3 separate regions of the Mus musculus genome follow, and all the other regions are linked to region 3. Evidence: chromatin contacts called from ENCODE Hi-C or POLR2A ChIA-PET data. All regions are on one chromosome and are shown on one strand. Each heading gives the region's core, a stretch centred on a gene start or an enhancer-like site at or near the end of the contact. The rest is flanking DNA. Distances are from core to core; before and after follow the strand shown. Region 1 holds the start of Banf1 (BAF nuclear assembly factor 1). Region 2 holds the start of D330050I16Rik (RIKEN cDNA D330050I16 gene). Region 3 holds the start of Pcnx3 (pecanex homolog 3).

What was found. A loop is a pair of places that touch in the nucleus more often than their neighbours do. ChIA-PET counts read pairs that join two places held with the same protein, here RNA polymerase II (POLR2A).
Region 1: a loop to region 3 is called in a map of left cerebral cortex, with 4 times the contacts of the local background. The contact joins the promoter of Banf1 here to the promoter of Pcnx3 in region 3. A Hi-C loop is called at or near these places in 1 of 37 maps with a recorded cell type or tissue (left cerebral cortex). POLR2A ChIA-PET finds 5 or more read pairs at or near these places in 2 of 5 experiments (Patski and embryonic stem cell).
Region 2: a loop to region 3 is called in a map of heart, with 2.2 times the contacts of the local background. The contact joins the promoter of D330050I16Rik here to the promoter of Pcnx3 in region 3. A Hi-C loop is called at or near these places in 1 of 37 maps with a recorded cell type or tissue (heart). POLR2A ChIA-PET finds 5 or more read pairs at or near these places in 1 of 5 experiments (embryonic stem cell).

What each region holds. Positions count from the first base shown.
Region 1 is chr19:5,365,318-5,368,381 of GRCm38, forward strand. Banf1 (BAF nuclear assembly factor 1) reads right to left here and starts at 1,559. Exons shown (of 3, transcript NM_011793.3): 1 at 1,251-1,559; 2 at 501-639. The coding sequence starts at 623. It overlaps Eif1ad (eukaryotic translation initiation factor 1A domain containing), which reads left to right and starts at 1,496. Exons shown (of 6, transcript NM_027236.2): 1 at 1,496-1,893; 2 at 2,741-2,959. The coding sequence starts at 2,873.
Region 2 is chr19:5,387,007-5,389,725 of GRCm38, forward strand. D330050I16Rik (RIKEN cDNA D330050I16 gene) reads left to right here and starts at 1,330. Exons shown (of 1, transcript NR_033224.1): 1 at 1,330-2,719. Sart1 (squamous cell carcinoma antigen recognized by T cells 1) reads right to left here and starts at 1,697. Exons shown (of 20, transcript NM_016882.3): 1 at 1,309-1,697. The coding sequence starts at 1,621.
Region 3 is chr19:5,687,448-5,690,304 of GRCm38, forward strand. Pcnx3 (pecanex homolog 3) reads right to left here and starts at 1,461. Exons shown (of 35, transcript NM_144868.3): 1 at 550-1,461; 2 at 4-191. The coding sequence starts at 702. It overlaps Map3k11 (mitogen-activated protein kinase kinase kinase 11), which reads left to right and starts at 1,684. Exons shown (of 12, transcript NM_022012.3): 1 at 1,684-1,819; 2 at 2,030-2,065; 3 at 2,242-2,857. The coding sequence starts at 2,800.

The sequences.
Region 1 (3,064 bases), core at 309-2,808, 320 kb before region 3:
AGGGTTTGTTGCCAGGCAGTGGTGGCGCACGACTTTAATCCCAGCACTTGGGAGGCAGAGACAGGCGGATTTCTGAGTTCGAGGCCAGCCTGGTCTACAGAGTGAGTTCCAGGACAGCCAGGGCTACACAGAGAAACCCTGTCTCGAAAAAAAAAAAAAAAGAAAGACAGGGTTTGTTCCTTTGTTGTCAGGGCTGGCATTAAATCCCACGGGAATCCTCTTAGCTCAACTTCCCAAGTGTTAGGGTCATAAGCACAATCCACTATGCCTAGTTTCATTTTCGTGATATTTAAAACACACAAAAGGGCAGGGGACAGTGAGCCACACCTTTAATCCTAGCACTGAGAAGCCCTGTCTCAACAAAACACAAAAATGAAGGAGGCACCATGCCTCCCCAGGTACCCCCCAAACATGTGTGGGCCTCACTCCCAATCTGCGTGGTACCACCTGTTGCCAACCTTCGCTCCTACCCCTCCCTGGCATTTGCAGCCCCCCCACACCTTGTCAAAGCCCCTTTCCTCCAGCCTCTTGCTCAGGACGTCACCAATCCCGGCCAGGCTCCCCACTGGCTTTTCCCCCATGGGCTCTGCCACGAAGTCTCGGTGCTTTTGGGAGGTTGTCATCGTGATCAGGCTTAACCTGGGAATCCCCCCCGCCAAAAAAAAAAAAAAAAAAAAAAGAAAAGTAGGTTAGGGCTGAAGACCACAAGTCCCAAGGGCAATATCCTACCACAGCTACTGTGGCTGCTCCCTTGAGTCCCCCCAACCCATCCCCGGCTATTCGGAAATTTCCACTTTCCGTGGGTCCTGGTTTTGGGTATATTGGATATATCAGCTTGCACTAGCTGGTGGCGCACCTAAGGCAACAGAGCGACTCCCAGACTCAGTAGTCAAGGTCCGCCCTGAAGCCCTCACAGCCCGCGACCCTGGCTACACAGACACTGACCCCGTTGGGAACTAACACGTGGTAGGAACAGCACGCGGCTCTCGCCAGCCTCGCCGCCCTCACTCGGGCTGCCGGCCTCTTCCACGCCTCTCAGGTCCCGCAGGCCCCGCCCTGAGGCCCCGCCCCGCTCCGAGCGCCCCGCCCCCTCCACGCGCCGCCACCCGGACACACCGCGCATCGCCCCTCCCGCAGACTCGGGCTGCCCCGCTGCAAAGGCGCGCCTCCGCGATGGATTCCCCTCCCTCCCGCCTCTGCGCGCCGCCACCGCACGCCAGCCGGAGCACCACTCCGCTTCTCACGCTCACCGGAGGCTCCGGCTCTGGTAACGGCTCCTCGCGCCACTCGGCCGCTCCCGCCCAGACCTCAAGCTACGAGACGGTTCCTCGACTTCCGCTTCCGGGTCGTTTTATGCGCGACCTTCAAAACTAATCCCCAAACTGGGCAGGTCTAGCTACCCGGAGCCATAGAGTTGACGCGCAATCGCCAGCCGCGGCGCCCACGGGGGTCGCTGTTTTCCGGTTCCTCTCAAGAAGCCATCCGGCTTTCGATGGCTTTTGTTTCTCCAGCGGCCCTTCCGGTCTGTGGGATCGAGACCTCCGAGGAGAATGCGTTTTCCTGCCCCGCACTCGGAACTTAGGCTTGCCTCACTTGATGGAGGGAAGAGTTAAAGGGACGGACGAAGAGGGGGCGGGAAATCCGGAGGACCTCTGAGCGCCCCGGAATCGCAATTCCCGGCGCGGTTTCCTCAGGTCTGTCACCTCAGACCGGCAGACGGGAGGGAGGAACAACGGAGGATTGGGGCCGAGCGTCCAGACCGGCGTTACCGTCGGGGCCACCTGCAGGTCACAGTTGTTTGCTCTTTGGTCCCTCGCTGTCGAGGCGCGTCGTGGACGAGCTACTGTCGCCGTCAACCTGGAAAGCGGAGCGTGCTGGTGTGGCGCCGAGCGGGTGAGTTCCGTGGGCAGCTCTCGTGCTGGGCGCCGCGTCGGTCGCTCCGTGCCTGGGATGTGTCGGGAGGCCGTCGTTGTGTGGCTCTCCTGCCTTGGGTGTTGAAGCCTGTGGCGGAACGCAGCTCACCTTAGATTTCGCTCAGAGAGCTTGGCGGGATGACCGATCGGCCTGGGAGGGGGAGGCGTCGCCGTCCTAACAGGACTGAGACGTAGGACTCAGGGCTTGCCCTGTGCTGGGTAGTTTCCGTGATCTCGCCGATTTACTTAGTTTTTCTTTGTTATTGAGAGGGCCGGCCCCGTGCTCCGTGGGTTGGGATTAGTGTTGAGATCGAAGGCTTGAGCCACCCTGACGTCTCAGCTGACACTATAAAACCTGTGTTTCCTGGTTTGGTTTGTTTTTTTTTTAAAGATGTCCCCCATGGGTGGTGTTGTGAGTGCCCTCGGAAGCCAGAAGAGGGCGGTGGATGCCCTTGAATTGGAGTTAAAGGTGGTTGTGAACCATCTGATGTGGGTGCTGGCTCATAGGACATCTCCCTGGCCCTTGAAGGTCCTGCTTGTTTGTTTTTGGTTTACGGTCTCCCTATGTAGACTAGGTTGGCCCAGGACTCAACAAATTTCTGCCTACCTCTCCCTCCCAAGTGCTAAGAATAAAGATATACACCAGCACCTGGCTAAGTCTGTGATTTGTCTTTCAATGATTTCATTCATGTTTTATGTGTATTAGTGTTTTTACCTGCATGTGTGTCTCAAAAGAGGGCGTTGAATCCCCTGTGGCTGGAAACCATACCTGGTTCTCTGCCAGAGCAGCAAGTCCTGCTGTCCCCTAAAGTGCATGTTTTTAACAGGGCGAGGTGGCACTTTTTCGTATAAGGCTGCTTCTCTTGAAAGCAGTCCTGGCTTCTAAGGCTGGCATCCAAATAATTCTGGAAGAAGAACTGACAGTCTGTGCACCCTAACAACCCTGGACAGAAACCAGCATGTCTCAGGCCAGCAAGAGGAAGCATGTGGTGCAGGAGGTGCTGGGGGAGCACATGGTGCCTTCTGACCACCAGCAAATAGTGAAAGTGAGTGCCGCCTGTCTCGGGCTTCCCGTCCTCCTCCCAATGCTCCCATTGCACCGCTGGGTGTGGAAAGGGAAGGCTCAGTGCAGGTCGGAGCATGCTTGATTT
Region 2 (2,719 bases), core at 80-2,579, 300 kb before region 3:
CCTACCAGGAGGGCATCTTCTCAAAAATCTCTGCCGTATTCAACCACTGCAGTCACTCTCTTCTTTAACCCAACAGTCCCTTTCTCTGCCTTGGCACCACTCCACTTTCTGTGGGAACTGTCAAGTCCCAAGTCTCCCTTTTTCCAACTAGCAGATTACTTTCAAGAAAATTTCTGATCTGGAGACTGGAGAGATGTCTCAGGGGATAAGAGCACTTGCTGTTCTTACAGAGGACCCAAATTTGGTTCTCAGAATCCATATGGCAACTCACAGCCATCTAATTCAGTTCCAGGGGATCCGATGCCTTCTTCTGACCTCTGCTGGCACGGGCACATGAGGGTAAAATACTCAAATGCATTAACATAAAAACAATCCTTTGTTTAAAAGATTAATGTCCTGTGGTGGATCACACTTCAGCAATGCTCTCTTTGCATAGATCCTATGGGCAGACTGTGGGTTCCTGCCACTGGCTACTATTTATGCTCCTCAACATGTTCCTCTGCCCACAACTGAACTACTGGAATTTAGCAGGTTCTATGCCTGACTCTCGTTCTCATTCCACATGTTCTAAGGCACTTCTTTGGTTTCCTGAATACACACCAGCCCAAAGTCACTCTATCTCACTTAAACTGTAAGGTTTCCCATATACACCAAACATAAAGTTCTCCCAAAACTGTGTCATTCTCCCCTGCCTCAAATCTGCTTCTCTTCTAAACTCAGTTCCAACAGATGACACCTCCATTCACCAGGCCAATCAGACCGAATTCCTATTCAATCTGTCCACTTCTCTCCGGCCCGCTGCATAGAGAAACATGCATACTATTAGCCCTCACCTGGTTGCTTGGACCTCCCTCCCGATCTCTTGATCTCTGGTCCTACGTTTGACAAGCTCTCAACCCACTGATCTTCATAAAATATCATGCAATTCAAGTCACTTGCTTACTCAAATCCTTGGCTCCCTACCATCCTCATAACAAAGCCCAAACTTCTCAACAGGGCTTACAGCGCTGGTTCAGACCCAAGCCTATCTTACTGCTTCATGTCTCCGCTATGAGCTATTGGTCGATTGTCTGTACACGCTCGTCCCACCTCATTCACCCACCCAATGCATTGCTGTGAAGTGCCAGGAAGACAGGGAAGGCAGGAAGACTCCTGTCTTCTTAAAGCTTAACGTGGAGACGTCAACGTTTAACCCCAAACACCCGGAGGACGTCTTTAACCCGAGAGGCAGATGGCCCTCGAGGTCCTCCCGTACCCTCCGTCCTGGGCATCCCAAGACCCTGCCCCGCCCCCGGGCCCCGCCCTCACCGGCCTCGTAGCCGTCATCGCGTTTCTCCCGCTTCACGCGCCGCTCCGAGGGCTCCGCTTGGCTTCGTTCGCGACCGTGCGCGCCGCTGCGGGCCTCGGCTTCCGCCCCACGCCGCCCGCTCCCGCGCTCACTCCCACGCTCCCGGCTCCGCTTCCGTCGTTCGCCGCCGCTGCTGCCGCCGCCGCTGCTCCGGTGCTTGTGTTTCTTATGCTCGCGATGCCGTGGCGGCTGCTCGGTCGTGCCCCCAGTCCCGGCCGCAGCCGTCGTCCCGGCCGCCTCCTTCTCGCCACGGTGCTTCTTTGACGACCCCATGATTATTGCGTCCGCCTGGAGCCGGGCCGCTACCCTAGCCCAGACGACGCGAAATGGGAACGCTTCCGGGTCGCGCGACCGCCCCGTTCCTGTTGCCGGAAACTAAGAGGGGCTGTTTCCGGGGCCTGCCTGGGAACCTCCAAAGGCTCACGGGAGGGACTGATTGAGGGTGCGCGGTCCCGCCTGCCAGCTACTGGTCTCTGCGCACGCGCACCTGTAGAGACTGCGCCGTCCACCCTCTCGCGCCATCTAAGATGGTAGTCGTAGAGCCGTAAGAACTTTAGCATGGTACTGGGTCATCATCTCCGGAGCTAGAAGTTTCCCCTGCCTCCTTCCCCTTCCACTCTGATCGCTTCGTGGTGCTCTGTGCCTCAAGTCTCTCTGTGGGCAGCCCCCTCTCCAGTGACTGTCCAAGCAAGCTCCCTAGTGCCGGGGCTCCATCCAGAGTTGGAAAATACTCTTTCTTTTAGCGAACGCTACCGTCATCCTATGTCCCCTAGACTGATGGATTGGACCGTTTTATTATTATTTTTTAGACAGGGGTTTTCTCTGTCCTGGAACTCACTCTGTAGACCAGGCTGGCCTCGAACTCAGAAATCCGCCTGCCTCTGCCTCCCAGGTGCTGGGATTAAAGGCGTGCGCCACCACCGCCCAGCTGGATTGGACCTTTTTAACTAGGCTTTGGAGTGCTCTTTGAATTTGTGCCTATAAACCTGGTGATACTGAGTGATGGTTTGTTTCTAGTTTTCTTTTTTTGTAAAGGTAGGTCTAGTACTTGTTACTTACCCCTGGCTGTCTTCAAACCCACCACAGTCCCTCTGTCAGCCTCTCGTGTGCATGGCCACTCCAGGCTTGAGTGCAAATTCGGCACATTTGTGCATGTATATGCTTTCCCTCCTTTTTTTGTTTTTCCCGTTCTGTCTAGCCTGTTAACTATGTAGCCCAGGCTGGGATTACATGCTTTTCTCGACTTTTCCTGGGTTTCTGTTTGTTTGATTGTTTGTTTAGTTTGGTTGCTTTGTTTTGGGTTGAGTAAAGGGTTAAGGGTTTAAGTTAAGGGTTCACACACTCCCATCTGATAGTCGTTGCTCCTCTCTG
Region 3 (2,857 bases), core at 211-2,710:
CACCTTGGGAGACTGCTCTCCCCCTGGGCAGCCTCTTCTTCCTGCTCCCCCATGGTAGAGTTGCGTTTCTCCACAATCTCGCCCTGGTCGAACATGGCATGCAGGCGATAGTTCACAGTCTTGATGGTAGCAAAGATGACAGCTACCACCAGGCAGTACACTCCAGCCACCATCAGGCTGGGGGGCAGGACCTGGAGATGACAGTTAAGTTGGATCCTTTCTCACAAAACCCTTGCTCCCTTGAGGGTGTACCTGCCACCACTGTAAAGAACTAGGATTCATCGGTTTACAAAACTTCATCACCCCTTCATGCAACAGTACAAAGAGCCCTGTTAGGGGTAGCCCTCTGTTTAACCGGGTAGATTAAATGAGGCGCTCAAGGTCACTCCATGCAGAAAAGACTTGGTCTTTCCTCTATATAAAACCAAAGTAAACTCTACAGTGAACTCTACAGTGACTCGCTTCACTCCACGCCCCAGGACTCAAGATGCCCATCCCTCCAGACTACACTCCCTCTCGCCATAGTTACAGGTGGTGGCAGCCTCTCACCATGTACAGCAAGAAGGGAAAGATGAGCAAGAAGATCCAGACATAGAGATGGAAGCAGTTGGAGAAGGTGCTCTGATGCGGATCGAAGAACCATCCCCCAGTGAGCGAGGCCCACACCCCCTGGCGCAGGATCTGCAACACCTGAGACCCCATGGCCCAGCCGCTGCTGCGCACGCCCTCCTCCCGGGACCCTCATGGGGGCGGCCCCCGGCCCATGCCCCGCTGGCGCCCGAGGGTCCCGGGGTCCGACTTAGATTTCACGCCATGGCCTCCCCCAGACGGGGGAGGGGATTGGTAGGGTGAGGGCACAGGCAGGGGGCGGGGCCGGCCCAGGCAGTCAGCGGATCAGGCCGGGATACTGGGGTGGGACTGCATCAGAGGCGGGGCCTGGGCCCCCTCCGGTGGCCCAGAACTGTTGTAAAGCGCCGAGCCTGAAAGCAGGCGCAGGGCAAGGGCTGGGCACCCGTCGGCGGCATCCAGAGGTGGGCGTGGAATAGGTGCTCTCGGAGTGCCAGTGATAGGTCCCTTGGCTCCGGACCGGAGAAATCCTTGGGACCCTGAGGTCCACTTCCGGGGTCGCAGGTCACTCGCTTGGGGCTCTGCGTTCGCCCCGCTTCTACCGGTGCCGGCGCAAAGGGGAGGCCGGAAGAAGGAGCCGCGAGCTGCCAGCCTGCACTGGCGCATGCGCCCGTTAGAACCTGTTGGGACCCGGAAAAGGAAAACCTGGCGGCAGAAGTGCGCAAGCGCGGAGAAGTAGCGAAGTGACGGGATGCAGAGGTATCTTAGGCGCGCGCGCAGTCAAATTCTAGAGCCACCAAAATATGGGACGGCCGGGTGAGTCGCCATTGGGTAACGACTTGATGACTGGCGCAAAGCTTTTCCAATGCGTTACAGGAGGCGGGGAAAAGCTGGAGAATGGGACTCCTCACGGCTACTTCCAGTTTGCGTTACCGGGTCACACCCCCGACTTGGGCCGCCTCTCCTTAGTGCGAGACCGTAAATCATGGTTGTCGCTTGGCTTACGCCTCTACTTCCGGGTCAGAGCTTAGCCGAAGCAGAGAGTGATCCTGATCAGGCCTGAGTAGTCGAACAGGATGACATAGGCTTTCTTAAAGTAACAGACACAGGACAAGTGATGAACTAACGAAGAGGTTGTTGAAGGCCCTTCAACTCTGAATCTAATCCCGGGCAAAGTTCTGAACGACAGTTTCAGGTTTTTGCCTCTCGGGTGAAAGGAAGATAATTTTAAATGGTTCCAAGAGCTTCAAGTGTAAGCCGATTTTGAAGTCCCAAACTTCTCTGTTCACATCCCCCTCTAGCACTGAAAAGCAGGGTATCTTGTTATTTCATATATGGAAAGAACGAATCTTAAAGAGCTCTGCAACTTCGTAGCCAAGACCAGATTTTGGTTTTGAGGCAATCACAAGGGTGATTTGGCTGATGAGAATTCAGACACAAGGATTCTTCTCTGTCTTTGCAGAGATCCACTTCGACCGTGAGCAGAGGAGCACCTAACGTAAGGCTTAGAGTTGTGCCGGTGTGTTTGGGGGCGGGGGAGGCGGGAGGAACTACCTGGCCCGCCTTCTACCTCTCTTGGCCAACCTCCCCGGGAACTCCCGTGCACAGCTGCCGGGAGCCTCCGGGAGGGGAGCGGTGCAACCCGCCCACGTCATCTGATGCTGTTTCCTGCAGGAGGGAGAAGAGCGGAAAAAAGTGAAACTCCACCCTCCACCTCTGCCTCCCGCCCCCGGGGCCAAAGTACAAAGGGAGGAGGAAGAAGGGACCGGGGTCGGAGCTGTCGGGGCCCAAGGCACTAGCCCAAGAAGAGGTAGCTTCGGCTCAACTGGGGACTTTCTCTTACCTCTTGTGCCTGGAGACAACAACCAGAGTCCGGGCGCTGACCCTGGCAGGCCCCACCTTACGGTAGGCGGGCGCTGAAGCCAGGTTCCCAGGACTACTTCGGAACTGAGGGACTCTGCTGCTCCAATTCAGCCATGGTGAGGCGCCGGAGGCCAGTGGGCCCCACCCCTCCAGCCTGACCACACTGCCCTTGGTGCCCTCCTCCAAAAGCCCGAGATGCGGGGGGCCGGGAGGCGACACTCCTGGCTCCCCAGAGAGGCGTGGGTCTGGGGCTGAGGGCCAGGGCCCGGATGCCCAGGTTCCGGCTCTAGGGCCTCACAAGCCAGCGGGGGTGGATACCACGGGCACCCGAAGAAGGTCCCCCACACATTCCAACGCCGGCTCCCTGCCATGGAGCCCTTGAAGAACCTCTTCCTCAAGAGCCCGCTGGGGTCATGGAACGGCAGTG